2 separate regions of the Mus musculus genome follow, and region 1 is linked to region 2. The links are chromatin loops, found by intact Hi-C in ENCODE. Cell type or tissue: heart. All regions are shown on one strand. Each heading gives the region's core, and the rest is flanking DNA. Links, peaks and the distances in the headings are about the cores only.

Region 1 (8,000 bases), core at 1-8,000, 510 kb before region 2:
CTGCCTCAAAATGAAGAAAAGAACTGGAGGGGGAGGAGAGCAATTTTGTGATAAAAAGTCCTGACCATACGTCCTGCAGCTTCTGTGAAAGACTAAGGTAAGGAAATGAACTATGAGTCACTAAGGAAGAACTAACTTGGAAAACAAGATGTAAATAATTGACACAAATGCTTATTCACAAATATTTACCAAAGTAATAAAATGGTGTGTGTGTGTGTGTGTGTGTGTGTGTGTGTGTGTGTAGGAGTTCCAGGCCTATAGCTGAGGAAATAATTAAAATAACGTGATCAGTTATATGCGAAGTAGTAGAAGAGTCTTTCCTCCATCAGATCAGCCAGGACAACCGACATTAAAGATGGGAGGTGGAGAACGGGGTAGGGGGAACTTCAAACACAGCAAGATAACAGGAGCGAGCAGTTCGAGTGCACAGCAGGCTGAGAAGTTAAACTCGATGTTGTCTGTTCAGGTGGATAAAATCTAACCCGTATACTTTGAGCATTAAGTCACTTAAAATCTAAAGGCAAAGGGAAGGGGTCCCACAGCCCAACTTAAAAGACAAAGCCATAGTATAAGAATGGCCACAAGACAGAAATATAGATGGAATTGTTGGTAGAGGGCAAATCAGACATCATTCTATGAATGCTGGTGAACAAGGCAAGTTAAGGGCCGGTTGGCGGGGCTGCAATGAACGACTCAATGTTTCAGACCAACACATTTTTTTAGATTGGCATGTTTTATGAGGGATGCTGTTGTGTGTGGGGAGCAGTCGGGAGGAAGGTGCTGTGAACGCTTCCTCCAGAGGATTCAGCTTCGTCTTTTGACAGATGAAAGCCCACCAGAGTAACTACATTGTATAAAGGGGGTGCCAGTCGCCTAATGTTGAGGGCAAGAGAAGAACATTAAACTAATCAAACATATGCCATTAATGACTGCAGAATCCGGGGCTCAGAGATGGCTTCGTCAGTAAACATTTGCTATACCAGCTTTAAGACCTGACTTCAAGTCCCGCCACTCACACTTTAGAAAGCTGGGATGGAGCAGGGAGGTGATGCGTGCTCACAATCCTAGCACTAAAGAGTCAGAGACGTGTGCATCTCTGGGGCTCACTGACCATCCAGTCTAAGCAGAGTCCTGGGTCCCACTGGGGGATGCTGTCTCAAAACGGAAGTGAGGAACATCATCCTAGGTTGACCTCTGGGCTCCACATGCATGTGCATTTATGAGCATGCGAATTCCTATGCATACAAGGGCACAGGCATGCATGCACTCACGTGCGCGCACACACACACACACACACACACACAGTCTCTTAGTTAAGTGTCCCCTAGTGACCTTTGAGAGAATACACAGGGTTGTAAGCACAGTGAAAGAACAAGCTTTGCAGTTGTCTGTGTAGGAAGCTGTAGGTGGGCCTATAGTACTTGTTCAGATGAGTTATCCTTAAACGGGCCCTTGGAATTGCAAATACCTTGAGCTCAAGGACTCATGCGTCTGCCTGTGTCCTGGCCTCTTCTCCCTGAAGGTCCTACTTGATGATAGCACCATCAACATTGCAACCATTGCCTCATCCCGGTATGTGGGTCCCCTGAAGTCTCGAGTGGATGACTGGCAGAAACAGCTTTCCTTATTTAATCAAACACTGGTAAGTAGGGGCAGTTTCAGCTCCTGGACTCTGATTTGGAGAGCCACAAAGCCTTCGGAAATACTGATTCTGTGGGGCGAGGGACGCAGCTCAGAGGTAGAAGGATTGACCAACATGTACAAAGTTCTGGGTTTGCTCCACAACACCATTATATGTGTGCATATATGTATGTGTGTGAATGCACACACACACATATTGTTGTTTTAATATATAATTCAGAAGTATAGGATTTAATTGTTGACATTATGTTCAGAATGAGAAGAAAGCACACATGTATTTGGCTGTTTACATCATACTGTCACTTTTATCATCATTGGTAAATTATTTTGATAGGCGAAAAAATATCACAAAATTAGAGTTATACATTTGTTAGCAACATAATTATTAGTTAGGTACAATACATCTGGAGTCCCATAGTTGTGTGGGTTAGGAAGTGATCCTGGCTTGTACTGGGTTCCTCTGCTCAGGGAATCCCATAGCTGTGCTATTCCTAAGATATGGCAATCTGGATAACTCCTCACTAAGACTCTCTCCCTGGGTGGTCCTAGGCTGGGCTTGTATGTGTTTAGGAGTCATCATGAACCTGTAGCCCACCTGCCTTTCAAACTTCTGCAGGAGATCATCTTGCCTCCCAACAGAATGCTTCCTCTACACATTTAATCATGAGTCATGGGACCCCTCTGGCTTTCCACACAGCTGACTCGTAATCATCTTCAGTGGAAAGAGAGGGTGGATGGAGTCAGGCTGGACAGAATCTTGGGCTCTTTTAAGAAATTTTGTTTCGAAGAACTTATGGGGCCTCTCCCAAGGAAAAGATGTAGTAATTCCCAAAGCCACAATCTCCAGTCTAACCAGTGATTATCCAGTTGGAAGCTCCAGGTTGACAGTCCCATGTTTTTCTCCAGGAAGAGTGGCTGAACTGTCAGAGAAACTGGCTCTACCTAGAAAGCATCTTTAATGCCCCAGACATTCAGAGGCAGCTGCCTGCAGAAGCCAAGATGTTCCTTCAGGTGGATAAGTCATGGAAGGAAATCATGAGGAAGGTCAACCGGCTGCCTAACGCGCTCCGGGCTGCGACTCAGCCAGGTAGAAACCCCAAGGCAAACAAGTAGAACAGGGAGGCTCCCTGCTTGTCCGACATGTGCATCACCTCTAAAGATCTCACTGGCCAGTTTCGGCTTGTTCACTAGAACGAATTAAAAATATTACCACTTATGCACCTGGCAGTGGTGGACAGACACACCCTTGATCCCAGCACACAGGAGACAGAGGCAGACAGATCTTTGTATGACCAGCCTGATCTACAGAGCAAGTTCCAGGATAGCCAGGACTACACTATTATATATATATAATTTCCACTTGTTGCAATTCAAGTAACAGATCGAAATTGTTTTAAAGATTTTTTCCTAGCATATAGTAATTATACATAATGACGAGTTACACTATGGCACTTTCATGCATGCATGTCATGTATTTTATCATATTCATATTCAGCCCCACTGCCCTCTCTGGTCTTCATCCCACTTCTGCTGATCCCCCTCCAGTCCCCTCCCACTCCCATGTCTTTGTGTGTGTGAACCGACGAGTTCAGTGTTGTTTACAGGATAGCGGCTGTCTTGCTGGTGGCTGCACCACTGGAGATGTCATGTCCTCCCACAGCATCGGGGTTGGAATGTTTTAACAGTGTATACTCACTGAGGTTTACACTCTATACCAAAGCCTTGGACAGCTGGCTTGTCCTATGGCTAATGGCAGCGTGTGACTCTGATGGGCCATAGTCTCAGACACCGTCCCTGCCTCAAAAAGGCAACTTTGTGAGCTATGTTCATTGCCCAGAGATTCTTACAGAATTTATCAGTTGATAAATGGAAATAGTCTTTTGAAATAAAAAAGAATATGATTCCAAAATACATCTGGCCTTAAAGACTTCAAATAAATTAGTATACACCTGTAATAAATCTGATTCCAGCTGATGATAAAGCCATGGAAAATATTAAAGTAGAATAAGGGAGTGTCTATGGGCTAGTATGTGTGTGTGTATGTGTTTGCATGCATAAAAGCATGCATGTAGTGCCCACGTGTGTGTGTGTGTGTGTGTGTGTGTGTGTATGTATGTGTGCATGTGTAAATGTGTGTATGCATATATCTGTGCATGAATGTGCGTGTGTATGTATGTGTGTATGTGTGTATATGTGCATTCATGTCTGTATGCATACATATATTAAAATGGCTTTTGAGCAGAAACTTTCAGGAAAGAGTGAGTAAAAGTTTCTGTGGCTCAGAAGGAGAATTGTTGATGGCAGAGGGAAGAATAAAGAATGATGTGAGGTCCCTAAGATACACACATGCTTAGAAAGTTGCCAGATGGAGTCCCATCTGGGCTGGAGTGGAGTGCTTGGAGATTGAGTCTTGCTTAGGACACAAGGCTAAGACCAGTGTGTGTAAGTAGGTGGCTGGCCACTAGATGGCGCTGTTGACTATATAGGGTCTCAGAAGACACTGATCTGGGATTTGAGTCTTGGGCAGGTAGGAAAGCAGGCAATGTGATCAGTATCAAAGGTACAAAGATGAAGAGTCATGAAGGCCACTGCCTAAGGAGTTCCAGTTTAATAATGAAGAATAATAGCCATCACCACACCTAGCACTTAACCATGACAGAAAACATGCCAATAAGAAGCTGACAAGGAGGGGCTGGAGAAATGGGTTAGTGTTAAAAGCACTAACTGTTCTTCCAGAAGAATGGGGTTCAAATCCTAGCACCCACATGGCAGCTCACAACTGTCTATAACTCCAAGATCTGACACCTTCACACAGACACACATGCAGGCAAAACACCAATGCTCAGAAAATTTAAAGATAAATAAGTAAATTAGTTAACATTTTATAAAAGGAGAGTGGCAAAGAATAGGGATGTTCTAGACGCTGGCTCACGGCCCCCTAAAAGCAGAGGATGCCTGCCAAAATTATTTTAAATTAAAAGCACTGTTCTAGCGAGGTAAATATTAGAAGATTACAATCAACTAAGTGTAATAATTCTTGGGCTGGGAGATGGTTTAGCAGTTAAAGTAATGGCCACACAAGTAAGAAGGCTGGAGTTCAGGCCCCCAGAACCTGCTCAGATACAGGGTGATGGTTGTGGCTCACACGCCATCCATCCCTGGATGCATTATAAAACCTGAAGGCAGAGACAGGGAATACCCAGAGTGAGCTAAGTGAGTCAAGATGGGAACTCTGGGTTTGGCTGAGAGACCCTGCCTCAAAAAAAGGGTAAAGGAACCATCAAGGAAGAGTCTTCATATCAGTGCCAGGCCTTGACTACACAGACACGTGCATAACTGCAGACACACACCCACACACATATACATGTGCTCCTGCAAACATGTATACATACCACATACATGAAAAGAAGAATTTTTTTAAAAAAACTAAGCTTCTCTAACAGTACTCCCATTTTATTATTCACTATTCTACCAAACAAAACAAAGACTTTTAAAATGCTAATATCTTTTGCTTTCATTTGAAATCATATTCTCTATTTTAATACAATTTGGCCAACTTTTTTTTTTTTAATATAGGACTTCTGGAGACTTTTCAAAACAATAACGCATTACTTGACCAAATTCAGAAATGTCTGGAGGCATATTTAGAGTCAAAGAGAGTTATCTTCCCAAGGTAAGTTAAAAGACAACAACAGCAACCTGAGATGTCTTGTTGGGGAGCAGATCGAATGGGGATGCAGATCACACCCTCAGACAGCAGAGACCTGGACAGGAGAGGAGGATACCCATGCTCCCATCCCTGCAGACTTGCTTCAGACCTGTTGGGCAAATACTGAGCTTTGATAACACTCGGAGTGGAGGAGAGCAAAGTTGTCTCTCCTGGAGAGTACAGGGGACCCACAGAACATCACTTCCCACATCCTCAGCTCTGCAGCGTCTCCAGCCTTAACTCTTCTATTCCCTGTGTTTAGTGGGGGGTCCTGGAGTCTGCACCCCTCTCACCATGAGTCCCTGTGAAGCCTGGCAACTCACCTTGCAGTGTTGGCATGATTTGGAAATCTAGAGTTTCAGACAAACCCAGGACTGAAACAATTGCATTTTTAAGGCACACTTGCATCACGTGACCCTGAGTGTGGTCAGGTACAGACAAGCTCATTCTTTACCCATTTTGCTTAAAATGACACAGAAACACATAAAAGATGCCTTATTTCTAAGTATGGCCACGGTACGGTTGGAAATGGTATGTTTGCAGAATCATATTCTGTCACTTTTAAGGGCCCAGCAACTATCTTCAATGGTTAGTGTGCCCATCTGCCCATCAACTCTTCAATGGTTAGTGTGGCTCAAGGCCTAGGAAGACCAGCAGGCAAACCATTGTAACAAGACCCACTGTTATTGATAATTCTTGGAAAAATCCTTTCTGTTGTAGCTACTGGGCCTAGGTGTTTGAGATACATCATTAAAAACCTTTACAAGAACTTCTTTAGGGATACGTGGCCTGCTCCTGATCCCCAAACAAGTGTGATTAGAGGCCCGGGGCGTCCTCCTGGCAGCACCTCGTCTCTTACGGCTACCCAAGGCTGGGCATCGGTCAAGTCAGGCTTCATGTTAAAGTGCCTTTACCTTGGCAGGTTTTACTTCTTGTCAAATGATGAGCTCCTGGAGATTTTGGCCCAGACACGCAATCCGCAAGCCGTGCAGCCTCACCTAAGGAAATGCTTCGACTCCATTTCAAAGCTCGAGTTTGCCCTCATGCCTCCTACAGAAGGGAAAATACCCGGCATGGATACTGAGCCAGAAAAGGTCTTCACCAACGACATCTTGGCAATGCTGTCACCTGAGGGGGAACGGGTAAGGTGCTTTAGATTAATAGTTCCCTGTAGATGAACATGATTACATGTCTGGGACCCGGGGTACAGGTCTCTCATTCTCACCCTGCGCTTGCCAGAGACTCTGCTAGCCCAGCAGTTTTGAGGATAGCTGAGATAAAACTCTCACCCTCAAGGAGCCGGAAATCTAATGGAGAAATTGTCCAGCGACTAGAAGTCACCATGATAATTGCAATGGATGGTCTGTTTGGGGAGTGAACTGGCAAGAAGCAATCAAGGATTAGCCAGCTTTGCAAAGAGGAACAGTGGCTGGCCAAGCGTGCCAGGCCTTTGCCAGGATACCCGGATCAAAATTCATCATCCTCTAATGGCTTCCACAAAATGGAATCACTAGCAGGGTGACAGGGACCTTCAGTTGTATGTAAATGACTTAATGAGCTCTGCGTGAGAGTTTGTTACTTCATCTCCTCTAGAGCTGTGTAGCGCCAGCCTATGGAGAACACCCACTGAGACAATCAAGTATAGGCAGACTGAAGAGCACAGAGGACACACACACGTATACACACATACATACATACATATTTACGTAGACACATAGATGCACACATGCATGCATGTATCATTGCTGGTGCTGAAGGGAAAAAATAAGAGAATTAAGGATAGAACATTGAGAAAACATGAAAATTCAAAGGCAGGTGAGAAAGGTGGTTAGGGGAATCCCAAACAAGCAGATATCCGAGTTATTAGAAATCAAGAAAGAAGCATGAGAAGTGTGGGGGTTAATGTGTCCTGTGTCTGTCCGCTCCTGGCTCTGCACTTTCCCTTAGCAAGCAAGCAGGAGAGCAGGTGTAGGGCTATGAGAAGCCGAGGGACCCCCGCTCCAGGGGTCGGAGAGCGCAGTCTGGGATCCCCAGGGACTGCCAGAGCCCTCTCAGGAATCTCCTGGGACTGTGGACTGTGCAGAGGCCCTAGTCATCTGGTTCTTGGGCACGCAGACGACAGAAGAGCTGAGAACAGAGTGGGGACCTGCGGGGTGGATCTAACCTGGGGCCGAAGGGGAAAACAGAGGAACTCCGGCTGGGTCCCCCAGGAAAGAGAGTCCTTGGCTTGTTTCGGTGGGCAGCTTGGCTTGGTGGAGGCCATGGCTGGGAGCACTGAGAGGCCTTCTGTGGGAGACTAGCTGCGGCTCTTTAAATGAAGGCCCGCTCCATGAAAAGAGACAGTCCATGCTTTTAAAGCATTTATTGTCATGGCAGAGAATGGTGATGAGTGAAACAGTACCCCACTTTCTCAGGGCGGACCTGAGGTTAAATATCTTTTGCAGGGAGGAGTGTCTGGGAATGGGAGCTTAATTGGCTAAGCCCTTCAGACCTTTAGGTCCTCATTAAAATGGAGATCGGTCTTGAGGCTATGTGATCTGTGGTCATGTCCTCCACCTATGGAGGGGTTTGGGGCATTGCCCTTAGGTGACTGACTGATGGCCACAGAATTATGGAGAGCTGCAGCCTCGTGTCAGGGTCCTGGTGTCCA
Region 2 (16,614 bases), core at 4,829-12,828:
CTCTATGTGCTGAGCCATCTCACCAGCCTCCACGTTAGTTGTTGCTAACGTGGGAAGAGGAGTGGCTGCGGAGACGGGTCACTGAGGACCACATTTACCATGCAGACACGAGGACCCGACTCCACACCCACATAAAAGCTAAGCCATGTGGCTCGTGCTTTAATCACGGGGGAAGACCAGCGATCTCTGGGGTTCGAGGTCAACACCCTTGCCCAATAAACCAGCTTCAGTCTCGGTGAGAACCCCCATCGCAAAAATCAAGGTGGACTGCTCCTTCAGGAGCAGTTGGCCAAGGTTGGCCACTGGCCTTGATGAACGCATGCTCACACACAAGAGACAGAGAGAGGGCAGGGCTGGGTGTGGTAGAGCATACCTGTTATAACAATACCAGCACTCAGGAGACTGAGCAAGGGGTGTGACTGGGAGTTGGAGACAAACCTGGGTTACAAAGAGAGACCGAGTCCTTTGAGAGGGCAATGTCTCACTGTATTTGAAGCCCTCCAGGGGTGGGGGCATGAGGGGTGTTTGTTACCTTGGTCTTGTCTCTTGGTGACAGCAGTTGTAGCATCTTTTGAGTAAGGCGTAGGAATCCTTGGACTTTATTCAAAGGAGTCCTAGCTTGAGGTCAGGCGAGTCACTGTTCACCAGTGGGGACCAGAGGGGGAGGGTTGCTTTCCTAGCCTGAAAAGGTGCAAAGGACTCTGTCCTTTGCCAGTGTCCATGGAAGAAGTGGAGGGCTTCCGGGAGCTGGACTTTGGGGGAAGGAGTGGTTTTCCGAGCCCCACACTTGAGTAAGCTCATTTGGGAGCCTTGTCCTGGTGCATTCTGTGACAAGAAGCCGTGATTTTTCTCTGGTGCTCAGGTCCTGCAGAAAGGGTTTCCTTGTCGAGCATTCAGAGTCTGTGGGCACGCCAGGGGGTCCCGTGCACACGGAGTGGGGTGAGACAATGTGGGCCTCTCTGGAGCAGGGGCCCTCACTGCTCTCCGGGAGTCTGAGGGTTAATCTCTATAGCTCATTGGCAGCTCTGCCTCTGCCCAGGGCATGCTGGGATTTCCTCCCAGCTGTTTTACATCAGGAAGATTTGTGTGTTGGGGAAATTCCAGGGCACAGCTGCAATTAATCTGCTGCTGGGTCTCCCGGAGCAGAGTGAGGATTGTGTAGGACAGGTCTCCGCCCCGCTGCAGGAAAGCGGGTTCTAACCCCTAGGGAGCATCCTTCGGAGGGACCCTTCCCCAGGCCCGAGGCGAGCGAGCGGAAGCAGCCCACCTGGCCGAGCACTTAGCCCTAGGGGGACTCTGGGAAGGGCTGAGAACCAAAGAGAGATTGCAGAACTTTAAGGAAAAGAGGTACCGTACTCCTCTAATAAAGCCAAAGTAGCGTCCAAAGCAACACTTGTGAGAAATGTCGCCCAAAAGAAAACATCTTTCATACGCCTTACATAGAAAAGGTGGCGCTCTGATCAGCATACCACAGTAAAGTACAAGAAATGGCACACCAGGGTAGCCCAGTAGAGCTCACCCAGGGAATGCAAAAACACTTGCTGAGAAGAAAATCAATCGCTACGCATGCATCTCATGAATGAGTCTAATAGGAGAGGCCACATGGCCATGTTTTTTTTGTTGTTGTTGTTTTTTTTTTTTTTTTTTTGGTGGACGCCAAGAGATTCAACGGCTGTTCCGATGAGAACAATTAGGACTAAAATCTCCCTTCCCTAACAAGACGAACTAGAATACTAGGGCTGGGGAAGTGGCTCGTAGGGAAGAGTGCTTTCTACACAATCCTGAAGATCTGAGTTCAAATCCCCAGCACCCACATTAGCAACAACCAGGAAACAAAGAAACCCCGGAGGCTGGAGAGATGGCTCAGCACATAGAGGAATTCTCTAACCTGAGGAGCTAACCCCAGAACCCACAGAAAGGTGGAAGAAGGGAACCAACTCCACAAAGGTCACCTCTTGCCTCCACAGGTGACATACATACATGCACACACATGTATAAAATAATAACTATTAGAAGTTAAGTTGGGTGTAGCCACACGTGCCTCTGTGACCTGAGTGCTGTGGTGGGCAGAGGCCGCAGGACCCCTGGGGCTTGCTGGTTACCAGTCTAACTCCGGTGTAGTAAACCTGACTCAAGAGACCAAGACAGAGGATAATAGGACGGGACACACACACACATGTATGCACCACACCTAGTCACACATGCACACATTTAAACGAGCGATTTTTATTGCATTTATTTCATTTATCTAGAGGGGTAGTGATTGGCACAACAGCACATGTGTGGAGGTCAGAGGACAACTTCCAGGCTCCAGGTGTCTGTTCTCTCCTTCCACCATGTAGGCCTCAGGAATCAAACTCTACTTGTCAGGCTTGGTGGCAAGGTCCGTTACCTACTGACCAACTTGATGGCCCCCAACAAAAAGATACATCTTAAACCTTAGCTTCACTGTACTTAACTATAAACCAGAATGGCAGAAGGGTAAGCCATTTTCCAAGGTTCTGTGAAAATTGGAACTGTCTATCAGCCCATAGTATGTGTCGCAAGAGACTGTAGCATTTTGACGCAGTATATTGAAGATTGGTGGCATGGCACTATTCTGTCTCTGAATCCTGAGGGGTCCTTTGGTCATAGAAGCTCCAAGAGTTGTATTGATACTTTGAAGACAAAGGGAGCTTTGCCTCTTCAGTGGTCATCCCAGGAGAGCGGGGTAGCTGGACCAGGCTGTGAGCACATCGGCTGCGCTGATGCCCGGCTGTGATGTGCTGGTCAGAAGTTTGAGCCTCCCGCAGCCTGTTCAACAGAGCTTAGATAAGGCTTGGCGAAACCTGTTTTAATTTGTCCACACACCATTATTGTGCCCAGAGTCTTAGCTCAGCCTAATCCCCACAGACATGCTCCACCCATGTGCAGTGACCTCCAGGATAATTGTGCGGCCGGCCTCTCATGGGAACCACTGCCAAAAAGAGCTTTCTTGGCACTGGAGAGATGTTGCAGTGTTTAAAGAGTGGGTACTGTTCTTGCAGAGGACTCGAGTTTAGTTTCAACACCCATAGTTCATGGCTTACACAACCGTAGGCAATTGTAGCCCAAAGAGATCCAACTCACTGACCTGTGTGGATACCCACACACATGTACACAACACACAGAGACCGAATTAATACTGAAAATAAATAAATAAATCTTTTTGGAAAAGCAGTTTCTTTCCACTGGCGTGACCTAGGCATTCAGAACTGCAGATGCCTGCATGCTCCTGGCACTGATACCTCCGACTGCCCTAGTTCGTGGTCCCGCAAAGCACTTAGAATTCCCCACTGCTTATGCTGTAATCCAGAGCTTTGTAAGTGATTCAGGGAGTCTTAAAGTTCTGACATCCACTCCACAAGTCTCTTCAAAAATCTTTTTTAAAAAGGAGGCTGGGGACATGGCTCAGTGGTTAAAACACTTGTCACAGGAGTGTGAGTACCAGAGTTCAGATCCCTGGCGTCCACATAAACACCATGCCCATCTGGTGGCCCAGTTCTAATCCCAGTGTTTAGGAGGCAGAGGTGGGATTCAGTAAGCTCTGGGTGGGATTCAGCTGTGGGACCCTACCTCAATAGAGAAGGTAAAAAGCAATCATAGACACCCAGTATTAAGAGAGCAAGGCAGGGGCCGGGCATGGTGGCGCATGCCTTTAATCACAGCACTTGGGAAGCAGAGGCAGGAGGATTTCTGAGTTCAAAAATCTGTAGCCTGGTCTACAGAGTGAGTTCCAGGACAGCCAGGGCTACGCAGAGAAACCCTGTCTTGAAAAAACAGAGAGAGAAAGAGAGAGAGAGAGAGAGAGAGAGAGAACAAGGCAGAAAGTGCTAGGCATGAATGCATGCATATCCATACACATGTGCACCCACACACATGAACATGCCTACAGACAAATGTACACCACACACAAGGGACAAAAGTCGCTAACATAGTTCTACCTTCCAAACGGATTCCTCAGGCCTCCAGGAGTGGATAGAGCCAGATGGGACCAGAGTGACAGGACAACTATCCACATCCACTTGCTCTCAGATGTATCAGAAAAAAGCCAGACTTCAGTGGTGGGCGGGGCTTAAAGACTGTTAGCTTCCCGATCTCAGTTATAATTAGTATGGGACCTGAGCACGCTGGTGCATGCCTGTGACCCCTGTGTGCGGCACTGAGGCAGAAAGGTCTCTCTCTGTTACTGGAAGCCCAAGGCAGGCATCTTATTAGATGTGTTTGTGCAGTGCCTGTTAAGGGCAGGGGAGGGCATCAGATCCCTTAGATCTGCAGTTTTAAGCTCAGTTTTACGCTGCCACATTGTTGCTGGGAACCAAACCTGGGTCTTCTGCAAGAGCATGCAGCACATGTTCTTATGGCTCAGACATCTCTTCATCCCTGACTTTGAGACATTTCTAATTGCCAAGAGAGACTGGGAGGCTGCTGGCATTTGATGGATAGAAGCCATCAACGTGTTGTTTAAGAAAAAGGCCATGTTTAAGACCCCAAACATTGTTCCAAACCAAAATTCAGATAGTTTTGGCCCACCCTGATACCATCTAAAGATCTTTCTGGGACGACCAATAAGCACATATGTTTTTATGACACAAAGGAAAACCAGATCAGAATAGAGCTGATGGGTTTAGAGACGTGTCTGTTGTTGGGTGATATAATCTAAGACATTTCCCTTCAACATCAGATGGATTTCACGGAGACTAATGCTTTTCTGTTTTGTTTTGTTGTTGTTGTTGTTGTTGTTGTTGTTGTTGTTTTAAGACAAGGTTTCTCTGTAGCCCTGGCTGTCCTGGAACTTGATCTGTAGACCAGACTGGCCTCAAACTCAGAGATCCACCTGCCTCTGCCTCACGATTACTGGGACAGTTACATGCGCTACCATCACCCCACTTTGTTTTGCTTTTGTTTGTTTTTTTATTTTGTTTTTGTTTTGTTTTGTTTTCAAGAGAGGGTTTCTCTGTATAGCCCTGGCTGTCCTAGAACTCACTTTGTAGACCAGGCTGGCCTCGAACTCAGAACTCCGCCTGCCTCTGCCTCCCGAGTGCTGGGACTAAAGGTGTGTGCCACCACGGCTGGATGGTTTGCTTTTGTATTTTACTTTTACTTCACTTACTTTTTTTTTTTTCCTTAAACAAGGTCCAAGGTAGCTGGATTAAAGGTGTAGGCCACCACCATGAGACATGGATGTTAATTCTAGACAGTGTTACTCAGTTGCAAGTCACCACCATAGGAGAACATCAAAACAAAGGAGGTGCTGGAGGCTGGTACTCTGGCAAGGGTCTGGCGAGGGGCATGATGGGCTGTCGGTTCTCATCTTCCACTTGTTGAGGCAAGATCTTTCGTGTCTCTGCTGCTGCATTGAGTACCACAGCCAATTCTGTCTCCTGCCTCACAGTGAGACTCCTGGAATTTATAGATCCATACTCTCAAATCCCAATTTTTATGTGGGCTTCAGGATTCCTCGATGCCTTTACCTCCTGAGCCATCTCCCTACCCCATTTTTTTTTTCCAGACAAGATTACGTGTAGCCAGGATTGGTCCCATACATTCTATGCATCAGGGGGATGACTCTGACCATCTGGTCCTTCTGCCTCTACCTCCCCTGAGGTGAGGTGGGAATACAGGCGTGCATTATTACCTTCAGTTTATGGATCAAACCCAGTGCCTCAATGCATGCTGGAAAAGCACTCTGCCCACCCGAGCTATACCCATAAGCCTTGTGAATACCTTCCTAAAAACTCCGCCCCTGTCCTGCCCACGCTGCTCTTCTGCCAGTTCCACCCCCACACCCACTGTGAAATCCAAGGATGATTCAAAGGCTTCCTTATGTCTCTGAAAGTCGTCCCGAGCCTCCACTTCTCAAAGAATTGTATGTAGTTCTCAAAGCAGCCTCAAGACTCCTGCACACGCTGCTTCGCTGGTCGGCTGCCCAGAAGCACCCTGTCAATGTTGACTCTAGGACAACATGCTTGCTTTTGCTCCTGGCAAAGACTAATGGTTTGCTTATGAACATAAGAGCTGCCATTTATCAAATATCTCCCATGTGTAAGACAGTGTTCAGTGCCTGACGTGGTCCGGTTCCTGCTAACAACCTGTAAAGTTAGTCATAATAGCTTGCCCCACAGGTGATAAAACAGACTCCAAATTGTTAAGTCATTTGTCTTGGGTCACAACCTCCCTGGGTTGAGTAAGATCTGTACCTGTGGCTGTACTCTAAGCCCAGGGTCCACCGCTTCCCCTAGGCTCCCTCCTGTCAGACAGTGAGTGCCATTCCCGAGTTAAGGAAATGTTGTTCTCTAAGAGCATGCGTGCGTGAGTTGTATGCACACGGGTATGGAAAGAATCCCTTTTTCTCCCCTCCAGTGATGCATGGCAGGAGACGGGGTGCTGGGTGATTGTTCCAAGGTTGAAGGACACTAATGAAAGCAAGGTCACCATCCATCACTGTGAACAGATGCTGGGTGTGGTAGCACACACCTATAGTCGGAGTACTCCAGGTTTAGTAGCAACAAGAACGCTGAGAATTCAAGGCCCGCTTGGTCTAAATAATAAATTCCAGGCCAACCAAGACTGTGTAACAAGACCCTATCTCAAATAAAGAAAGGAAGATGATAATTACTTATGACACTTGATTGTGGGGCAGGTAGGAGTTTTGCTGTTGTTTGTTTGTTTGTTTGTTTGTTTGTTTGTTTTTAGACAGACCTCATATATATTCTAGACTGGCCTCAAACTTGTTAAGTAGCAGAGGGTGACCTTGAACTTCTGATCCTCCTACTTCTACCCACAAAAGCTAGGATTTCAGGCAGGCCACCACCACCACCCACGTATTTGGAGTTGAGGGTTACATATAGGGCTTCGTTTACGATAGCTGAGTACTCCACCTCCTGGACCTATGCCTTGCCCTGTCCCATGCTTTACCCATTTGTTTCCACTCCCACAAGTACATTTCTTGGGGAGTGCCATTGGTGATGGCACTGTCTCCTTGGTGCCTTACTTTTCTCGTGCTGTGTTAAAATATCTGCCTTAACAGAGGAAGGCAGACCAGACTTGGGAATCTGTTCTCTGATAATCTGCCTTGCTACACAGGGGGGCTAAAGAAGACTTGAGCCCCATGACGGGTTCTTTGGAGAAGATGGTCACGTGGGAGTGTATCCATTTCCTCCCCACTTACTACTTTACCTGAGCTGTTTAATGTCTTGGCCCCAGCCATGATGATGAATGGCGGTCGTGGAGTAGCTATAAATGTATGCTGGGCCATATTAGAACCATGTGGCAGTGGAGGTGACTGACCCTGTAGGGTCTGTGGGCTTACAGCTGGTGACCTCCCTGAGAGCCCAAGAGAGTTCATCTCACCGCTTCGTGTTTTCTGTCCCCCATGCAGTACCTACAGATGAAATGGCCCCTCCTCGATGTCCCCTCCAGTGCTACAGTCAAGGACACAAGGTCGCCATCTCCAGCACACTTGGTGAGTCTGCCTTAGCTTCCTGGGCCCTGTCTGTGACTCCTTTCCCCATTCCAGAAGCTTCCTGAGTCTGTCTCCTTGGTGTCTCGCTTTTCTCACGGCTGTGCTAAAATATCTGCCTTAACGGAGGAAGGGTTGGTTTTGGCTCACGGTTTGGTGGGACCGGCTATCTGGTGGGGAAGTCCCGGTGGCAGGAGTGTGAGGCGGCTGGTAAAGCCACTGTCAGGAAGCAGAGAGTGACGGATGCTGGTGCTCAGCTCATTTTTTCCTTTTTGTTCAGTATGGGGATCCTGCCCGTTGGATGGTGCCTCCCACATTCAGGGTGAGTCTCCCCCTCCTCAGTTAAATCTTTATGGCAACACTCTTACAGACAGACACACCTGGAGGGTGTTTCCATGGTGATTGTAAATTCAGGCAGATTGACAATGAAGATTAACCCTCACACCCGGTGTGGGCACAGTTAGGGGTTACCAAAGGTTCTGTCTTAGACAGCCTCCTCACCTTTCCGTCCACCTCAGCACAAAAGCACACACCACCTGGAAGGCTTGATTGAAGGCACATGGCCCTGACCATTAACCCCGGTTCTTCCTGGCCACCTGCTTCAAATCCTTCCCCACTTCCTATGAACAAGAGGTCCTTTCTGTCCAGTTGGTTCATTCAGAAACCCTCCTCTTCTCCCTGGAGCTGGAAGACTGCAGTTAAGGGGGCTCCTCTCTACCAGCTGTTTCAGGGAAGCATCCATTTAAATGTGGCCAACGGCTGCTCCGCACGCACAGCTGTGGCAACACTGGGTCTTGGAGGAAAGGGGAGCCAGGAGCAGTGGAGTCCCAGCAGGGCTCCTTGCCTTCTCATGACCCAGCACTGGCACACAATGCATATAAAAGATGAGGCTGGAATCTAACCCTCGCATTCCGTCTTCCAGGAAGTAAAGCCAGGCTCCGCGGATGCCTGCCAGGCTATCTGGTGACGACTATCTTGCTAGCGAGTCTCAGAGGCACAGAGGATCTCTTCACCTGTCTCAACCTGTCCATTTTATAGACAGGGGATGAGGGCTTCCTCACCGCCTTAGGGTTCCATGGCGATCTTTGAAACTACTAGAGACAAATTTAAAAATCTATGGAGGGAGAATACATTATACAAAACAAACTCCCCTGCTGCCTGCCGCCACTCATGGTCCTCTCCTGCCTCTCTTACTTTACAGCCAATCCCAGGCATGTTGTTTTCTCACACAGGACATTTTAAGATATACTGATAATCCTTGCTCATTAAAGGGCAGCTGTGAGGGAGGAGATACACTCAGAGTATAAATAGAGGTGCGACGAACTTTCGTCGTTTCCAGCAATCACAGGACCAGCTCTGAGTGAGAGAGCCCTAGTCTTATTCGTCGTCTACAACATGATGTCATGTACGGCTCTCGGGTGACTGCCACAGCCCTCTGCCAGGAGGTAGACAGGAATAACCATGTGGGGGCAGAGCCAGCCACCCAGGGTAGGCTGTCCCAAGACATGCAATGTACTGCTGGTAGGGTCTGTATCTTGTCACCACACTATTGAATCCTTGTGTCAAGGCAGTGGTTCTAATCTCCGAGGTCCTATTTGCATGTAAGCATGAGGTACAGGCGCCCTCTAGTGGCTTGAATCAGACCCAGGGAAGGATGGTTAGCCCTGATTCAGCTATCTTCTTCACTGCCTACCATCTCTGCTGACCCCCACCCATTCTGTGGTACCCCAGAGCCTCCCACAGTAAACCCCAAGATGTCAGAGCTCACTGCCCCCTCTCCTGTCCAGAGGCTATCTTTTCATGGGTTCCTTTTAGAGGACACCATTTCCCTCTCAAATCTAAAGTCTCACCCTCCCTGTGAGCATCACCCTACACATCCACTAACGCCCAGTCACATCTCCTTCCCTACCAACCCAGGGCAGCCTAGCCCAGCTCTAACTGCCACACTCACTCATCTCCTCGATTTCTAGGCACCATCTAGGGGGCAGCTGACAGTGTTGGGCACTCCTACCTCCTTCGCTCCAGGACACTGTTGGCTCTTGGCCTTTTTCCTCACGTAAACCGGCTGTTCAGGGCTTTCTCGGGGTAACAGAAAAGTATATGAAATCCCTAACCTCTCAAGAAGCCTCTGGCAGTCGCAGCTGCCGATCATCTAGACATTGCCGATGAGTGGATGAGACAGAAGAATGCAGATGAGTGATCTGGATACCAGATCCCAGCACAGCGGGAAAACAGAGGCCTCATGTTGTCCGAGTACAGAAAAGCAAGAACCGATGGCACACGTTGCTTTATAGATAGTGAAGCAGGTGATGTTCCAGTGGACTCCACATCATCATACTCTGTTCTAATACTGCAGAACATAAACAGGCCGGGAGGTGACTCTGCAGATGAAGGTGCTTGCTTCCATGCCTGTGACTTGAGTATAATCCCTAGGGCCTACTTGATAGAGAGCACTGACCCCTGCAAGTCACCCTCCAACCTCCACAACCAGACTGTGGTACACACACACACACACACACACACACACACGCACGCACACAGAATATTTCATATATATATGTATGTATGTATATATAAATATATATATATATATATAAATATATATATATATATATATATATACACACACACACACACACACACACACACATATATATATAATTTTTTAAAACCTGAATGGGTAGGGCATAAACAGGCAGGTCTCTGTAAATTTTAGGCCAGCCTGGTCTACATAACAAGTTCCAGGCAAGCCAGGGCTACATAAGGAGAACCTGTATTTTTTAAAAAATTAAGTTAAGGGCTTGAGAGATGGCTCAGCAATTAAGAGCACAGACGGCTCTTCCAAAGGTCCTGAGTTCAATTCCCAGCAACTACATGGTGGCTCACAACCATCTGTAATAGAATCTGATGCCCTCTTCTGGTGTGTCTAAAAACAGCTACAGTATACTCACATAAATATAATAAATAAATCTTTAAAAATATTAAATTAAATAGAAAGCAAACATTAAATCCCCAATGTTTAAAAAGAATTTCGCTGGGCAGTGGTGGCACACACCTTTAATCCCAGCACTTGGGAGGCAGAGGCAGGCGGATTTCTGAGTTCGAGGCCAGCCTGGTCTACAGAGTGAGTTCCAGGACAGCCAGGGCTACACAGAGAAACCCTGTCTTGAAAATCCAAATAAAATAAAATAAAATAAAGAATTTCAATAACGCCCAAGGGGAAATAATACCAACCTAGAGTACAGCAGCTTATCCAAACTCCCAAGAACAGAGAGGAGGGCGCTGCCTTGAGATGTGCTGGTCATGGTTGCCGTGGAAACCTGCAGGTTCTGATCCCGGCTTTGCTTCCCTCTCTTCTCAAAGCTTTGGGCAAATTACGTCATCTCTCTGCCTCAGTTTCCTCATCTATTAAATGGGGATTAGAGGAGCACTGACATCATAGAGTTGTGCAGAAATGAGCTGGTGTGCTGTAATGAGTTCAGCATTGTGCCCAACACAAAGTAACTCTTCACTAAGGGTTAGCTTTCCAAACGTCACCACACTTCACCCTCATCGCCACCACTGCTGCTGCGGTCGTCATTGTTAAGAAATTAAGAGAGGGAATGAACAATTAACATCAAGTTTAATTAGCAGAACTAAGAGGTAATGAGGGCCCGAATTAGGTGCCAAAACAAGTGGACAGATTGCGAAGGTAATAGAGATAATGAGCCCATAGAATTTAACATCTTAATCCCCCAAGGATATGATTTAATTGGGCTGGGGTGGGGCTGGTATCTTAATTTTTTTTAAGCTCCCCACGGCGACTTTAAGGGGCAGCCAGAGTTGAGAATCATTCCCGTAATTGCAAATCAAAGACATGAAGCTGGGGAGAGAGGTGCTCCCTACCTCCCTAATCACGGAACCTGACTCCTTGTCCAAGCCAGAGGGCGTGAGCTGGACCTGAAGTTTCTTAGGACAAGATCACAGAAGCAGGGGCGTTGGTTTTTCTTTTCTCTTCTTTTCTTTTCTTTTCTTTTCTTTTCTTTTCTTTTCTTTTCTTTTCTTTTCTTTCCTTTCCTTTCCTTTCCTTTCCTTTCCTTTCCTTTCCTTTCCTTTCCTTTCCTTTTCTCTCCTCTCCTCTCCTCTCCTCTCCTTTTCTTTTCTTTCCTTTTCTTTTCTTTTCTCTCCCCTCCTCTCCTCTCCTTTCCTTTCCTTTTCTTTTTTTATTAGAGAAATAAAAACACTAGATTATGAAAACTTAGCTTAGATCAGAAGTAAACTATTTGAAGAAGCTTTGCCCAGGGAGTAGGGCCAATGAAGAAAATAGGGTTCGTACTTGCAGAGATTTGGTGAGTCATGTGGCTGGAGTCTTCAGTGAGTCGCAACCCAGTGTCATGGGGGCAGGGCTGGCGGTTAGTATTCTTTCCATTTACACCTCTAAAGTAAGCTGGGGGTGAAAGATAGAAAAAAAAATCGCCTGTTACTATTTGGTTTTCCTGTTCTGCTTTGTTAGAAAGACTTTATTTTATGTGCATGAGTGCTTGCCTGACTGACTGCACCATGTTCATGTCTGATGCCCAAGGAAACCAGAAGAGGGCATCGAGCCCCTGGAACAGTGGTTCGCAACCCCTTGGGGTCGAACAACCTTTATATAGGGGTCACCTAAGACCATCAGAAAATGGATATTTACATTATAATTCACAACAGTAGCAAAATAATAGCTATAAAGTAGCAATGAAAATAATTTTATGGTTGGGGGTCAGCACAGCATAAAGAACTGTATTAAAGGGTCACGGTGTTAGGAAGGTTGAGGACCACGGGTGTACAACTTGAGTTACAGATGGTTGTGAGTCGCCCTCTGGATACTGGGAACTGAACCCAGGTTTCCTGCAAAAGCAGCCTGTGCTCTTAACCCTCTCTCTAGTCCCCTGTGCAGCTAACTGTGGTGTTTGAGCACCGAACTCTCAGTGCTTAGGGACAATTACACTGACCCCCCACACTGACCATGCCCTACCCTATCTTTCACCAGTCTCTTCCTGCAGCGCGGAGAAGGATGGGGGGCAGTGTATTGTCGTTGTTCACAAGTATTTCATCTTCCATATGCACAAGGAGAATTTGTTAAGTGAGCAGGAGTGGGGAATGGTCTCTGAGAAAGATGGATAGCCCTTATATACATCTCCTTACTCGAGAGCCATTTCCCTCTTCTCATTCAGAAATGATAACTGTGATGCATGAGTCAGGTGTGTGGGCATATGCCTGTAATCCTAGTACTTGGAAGGCGGAGGCTGAGACTTAGAAGTTCAGGCCAACCTGGGCTACATAGCAAGTATTCAAAAACAGAAAGAAGCAACTACAAAAAATAAAAGTATTATGTTCATTTCACTATGTCACTTGAGAAAGTGCCAAAGAGCATAAGGGACGATAGCTGGCATGTATGTGTTGCTACATAATGTACCACTGGTGTGTGTGTGTGTGTGTGTGTCTGTCTGTCTGTCTGTCTGTCTGTCTGTCTGTCTGTCTGTCTTTACAGGCACTCACCACCATAGTTGGTTTAGGGGCTCTGAGGATTGAACTCAGGGCCCTGTGCATATTCAGTTAGTAAAGGTGCTGGCCACCAAGCCTGACTGACGACCCACATGGCGGAGGGAACAGAACAGACTCCTACAAGCTGGCCTCTGGCTTCCACACACATACACACACTCACAAAAAAGTCAATAAATAAAACTGTAATAACATTTTTAAAAGAGCAAGACTTGGCTGGAGCATGGCGGGGGAGGGGGGGAGGTTCATGAGTTAAAAAAACAAAAAAACAAAAACCCAAGCCTGCAGCCCGCAGCCACTTACACTAATATTGTAATAGCGAATGCCCTATTTTGTTATTATCCACTGGCTCACTCTCAGAAGCATATTGAAGAGCTTCTGGCCAAAGCATGGGTGGCTGAATCAGAGCCTGGATGCTCTCCTTCTAAGGACGACCGTCTCGCTGCCCCCGCCCCAAGCAGAGAAGCCTCAGGTTGCTTAGCACGTGAACGCTCTCCGAATCACTGGCTGGGGTTTCCCTTAGTATTGTACATTGCAGGGGCATATGGTGGTCCACGTCTGTAATCCTAGCACTTAGAGCGTAGGGGGAGGATGGCCAAGAAGAGTTTAAGGTCATTCTTATCTACATAGTGAGTCCAAGGACAGCCTGGGCTATGTAAGGCCCTCTCTGGCTGCCTGTCTCTCTGCAATCTATCTATCTATAGAGGAAATTTATACATGGCCATATGAAGTCCTATTTATAAATAAATTAAAAGTGAATAAATGAAATTTGTGTTATTTCTCCATCTCATCAGGACACCTGTGTAGACTCTGAAGTCTCTGCAATTCATAAGTCTGTGGTTCCTCCCATTTGTTCTCCCACACTGACTATACTTTTTACTTAATGTTAATTTTTATTTGAATATAGTTTCAAACTTTCTTACCTGAAACTCCCACATACTTTTTATCCAGATCTACAAATCTAGCCAGCTCCTGTGGTTTTCCCTCTCTCCCTCCTTATGTTCTTCTTCTTTTTTCCATTCCTGATAGTTGGAAATGTGACCTGAACACTGTAGGTTTCTTAGGAACAGAAATGTTTGCCTAGGTAACCAAAATAGAGATATCAAGGAAGGAAGGAAGGAAGGAAGGAAGGAAGGAAGGAAGGAAGGAAGGAGGGAGGGAGGGAGGGAGGGAGGGAGGGAAGGAGAAAGAGAGAGAGAGAGAGAGTAGGGCCTGGGGAGATAGTTGATTCAGTAGGTAAGAGTGTGTATAGTGTTAACTGGAGGACCTGAGTTCAAATCCCCAGCCCCCACATTAAAAAGACAGAAGGATGTGCCCACGCTCATGTTCCTGTAACCCCAGGTTACAGCCTAGCTCAGGCTTCAGTGAGAATAAGTGGGAGTAAGGTGGAATGTGATGGATGGGTTAGGACACCCTGCGTCCTCCTCTGTCCTCAATGCATGCATGGCCATGTGCTTATAACACACAAGCAAAAGGAAAGAAAGATTAGCGTTTCACACAGCTCTCTAGCCCACGGTAATAACGGCTGTGCTGGTTGTGTCTTCCGTCTGCACCACTCCTCTAGGCTTTATTGGTGTGACTTCAGCTTCCGTCAGCCCAGGGCCTCAGCCCAGCTTGCCTTTCCCTGACTCTCACATAAAGCCAGCCATTTCCTTCTTGGGCTTTTCTGTTGTTCTTGTTTTGTTGAGTAAATGACCTCACAGAGCTCGGGCTGGCCTCAGACTTGGTTCGTTCTCTTGGACTGCCATGAACTTCTGACCCTCCTTCCTCGAGTGCTGGGATTACACGCCTGGGCCACCAGGCTCAGCTTAGTCAGTGGGCAGGAGGGAGCCCAGGACGTCACACGAGCTAGCCCAGCTTTAGGTGTCCTCATCCTATCAGGAGCAGACCCACTGTGTCAACACGCCCATGTTAGAGATGTTGGCTTTGGGATTAGCTGATGCCAGGTGTTTCCATTGTATGTTAGTGCTGCTGTTTGCCCCTGGGTCCTTAGTGAGTGCTTTCTGGGGAGAGGATTGGAAGGCGTGCAGATGCTTTCTCAACGAGTATTTACCCACTGGGTTGAGAAGGCAGTCAAGACGAGAGGGCAAGGCCTGCATCACTCCTTCGACTGGTGGTTCTCAACCTTACCTTACTAATGCTGCAACCACCAACCGTAAAATTATTTTCATTGCTGCTTCATAACTGTAATTTTGCTACAGTTATGAATCATTACGCAAACACCTGTGGTTTCCGATGGCCCTTGGCTACCGAGTGAAAAGCTATTTTTGACTCCCAGAGGGGTCACTACCCACAGGTTGAGAAGCCTCGTTCTGTTTCTTTCTGTGATTGTCCTTTAGTTTCTCTGAAATTCGTACACCTCCCACTCTCCGGCCTCCACAGAGATAGAATCGACAATGCAGCAAAGCAAATTTGTGCCATTGATAACACAGTTACACAAACTGGTGGTGAGGGCCTTTACCTCACTTGTCACTAAGTCTGGTGGCCTGATTCTGTCCTCAGGACCCATATGGTGAAAGGACGGAATTTACTTATGCAAATTGTCTTCTGACCCCCACATCCATGCCATGGTGTACCATGCTGGTGTGGTTTTGTTGTCGTTGATTGGTTTTGAGATAGGATCTCGCTCTGTAGCCCTGAGATCTATCATGCCAGCTAAAGTGGACTTGAAGCGAAGATGTTGAGCTCGGTAATCAAGAAACAACTCTCGGTTCTGTTGACCTTGGTGAAATTCTAACAACAATTTGGATTGCAGGGGTTTTAAATGTTCTCCCAGGACTGGGTCACTGAGGGAGGCCTGTCACCAGGGAGGAGTGCTAAGAGTTTGAAGCCAGTCTGGACACACAGGAAGGAATAGTAGTACCAACTGCAAAAAGATAAAGTACCCCTCGGTTCCCCGTGGTATCCCTACTAACGAGAACGGGAGGTGAGACCTCTGATCAGGAAGGAGTTAGCTAAAGAATTATAGTCAAGGCCCAACCTGCAAAGCTTTCAAGACAGACCATTGCACACAAGGACCATTGCACACAAGGACCATTGCACACAAGGACCCACGGGCACATTCCAATCCCAGAGCATCCTCTCTCCCTGGCCTGCAGGTCCTTGCCTTTATCTTTACATCTTTACTGGCCTGCAGCATGGTCCTTGCTGTCTTAAGGGTTGGAACGTTTCATTTTGGATTCTGGCCTTGTGCTGTGACTTAAAGACATGGTCTCATTCTATAACTTAGATTGGTCTCAACTTCGTTTCTTTTTCGTTGTTGGTTTTTTGCTTGGTTTGGTTTTGTTGTTGTTGTTTTGGTTTGGTTGTTTGTTTGTTTGTTTGTTTGTTTGTTTTTGAGACAGGGTTTCTCTGTATAGCCCTGGCTGCTGTCCTGAAACCCACTCTGTAGACCAGGCTGGCCCTAAACTCAGAAATCCGCCTGCCTCTGCCTCCCAAATGCTGGGATTAAAGGCATGTGCCACCACTGCCCAGCCTTTTTTTTTTTTTTTTTTGAGTTTTTTCAAGACAAGGTTTTTCTGTATAGCTCTGGCTGTCCTGGAACTCACTTTGTAGACCAGGCTGGCCCGAACTCAGAAATCTGCCTGCCTCTGCCTCCAAAATGCTGGGATTAA

Evidence for each region. Hi-C counts contacts between places; a loop is a spot of excess contacts. Peaks named below come from ENCODE experiments on the same cell type or tissue, not always from the same donor. Only the 100,000 strongest peaks of a DNase experiment are listed, where the experiment ranks them.
Region 1: it touches region 2 in a loop (2.9-fold over the local background); 8 of 42 quality-filtered maps call a loop at or near these places.

The regions. Positions count from the first base shown.
Region 1 is chr6:73,149,983-73,157,982 of GRCm38, reverse strand. Dnah6 (dynein, axonemal, heavy chain 6) reads left to right here. Exons shown (of 77, transcript NM_001164669.1): 21 at 1,523-1,642; 22 at 2,548-2,728; 23 at 5,218-5,314; 24 at 6,273-6,492. Among named protein-coding and RNA genes, the nearest start is that of Gm24533, 12 kb to the right of the region's middle. In heart, for the core only: a CTCF peak has its summit at 4,106 (motif pointing right); a DNase peak (open chromatin) is centred at 4,102.
Region 2 is chr6:72,639,989-72,656,602 of GRCm38, reverse strand. Tcf7l1 (transcription factor 7 like 1 (T cell specific, HMG box)) reads left to right here. Exons shown (of 12, transcript NM_009332.3): 4 at 7,400-7,483. It overlaps Gm31391 (a long non-coding RNA gene), which reads right to left and starts at 1,347. Exons shown (of 4, transcript XR_003956315.1): 1 at 533-1,347. In heart, for the core only: a CTCF peak has its summit at 9,107 (motif pointing left); a DNase peak (open chromatin) is centred at 8,972; H3K4me3 peaks cover 406 bases; H3K27ac peaks cover 1,067 bases.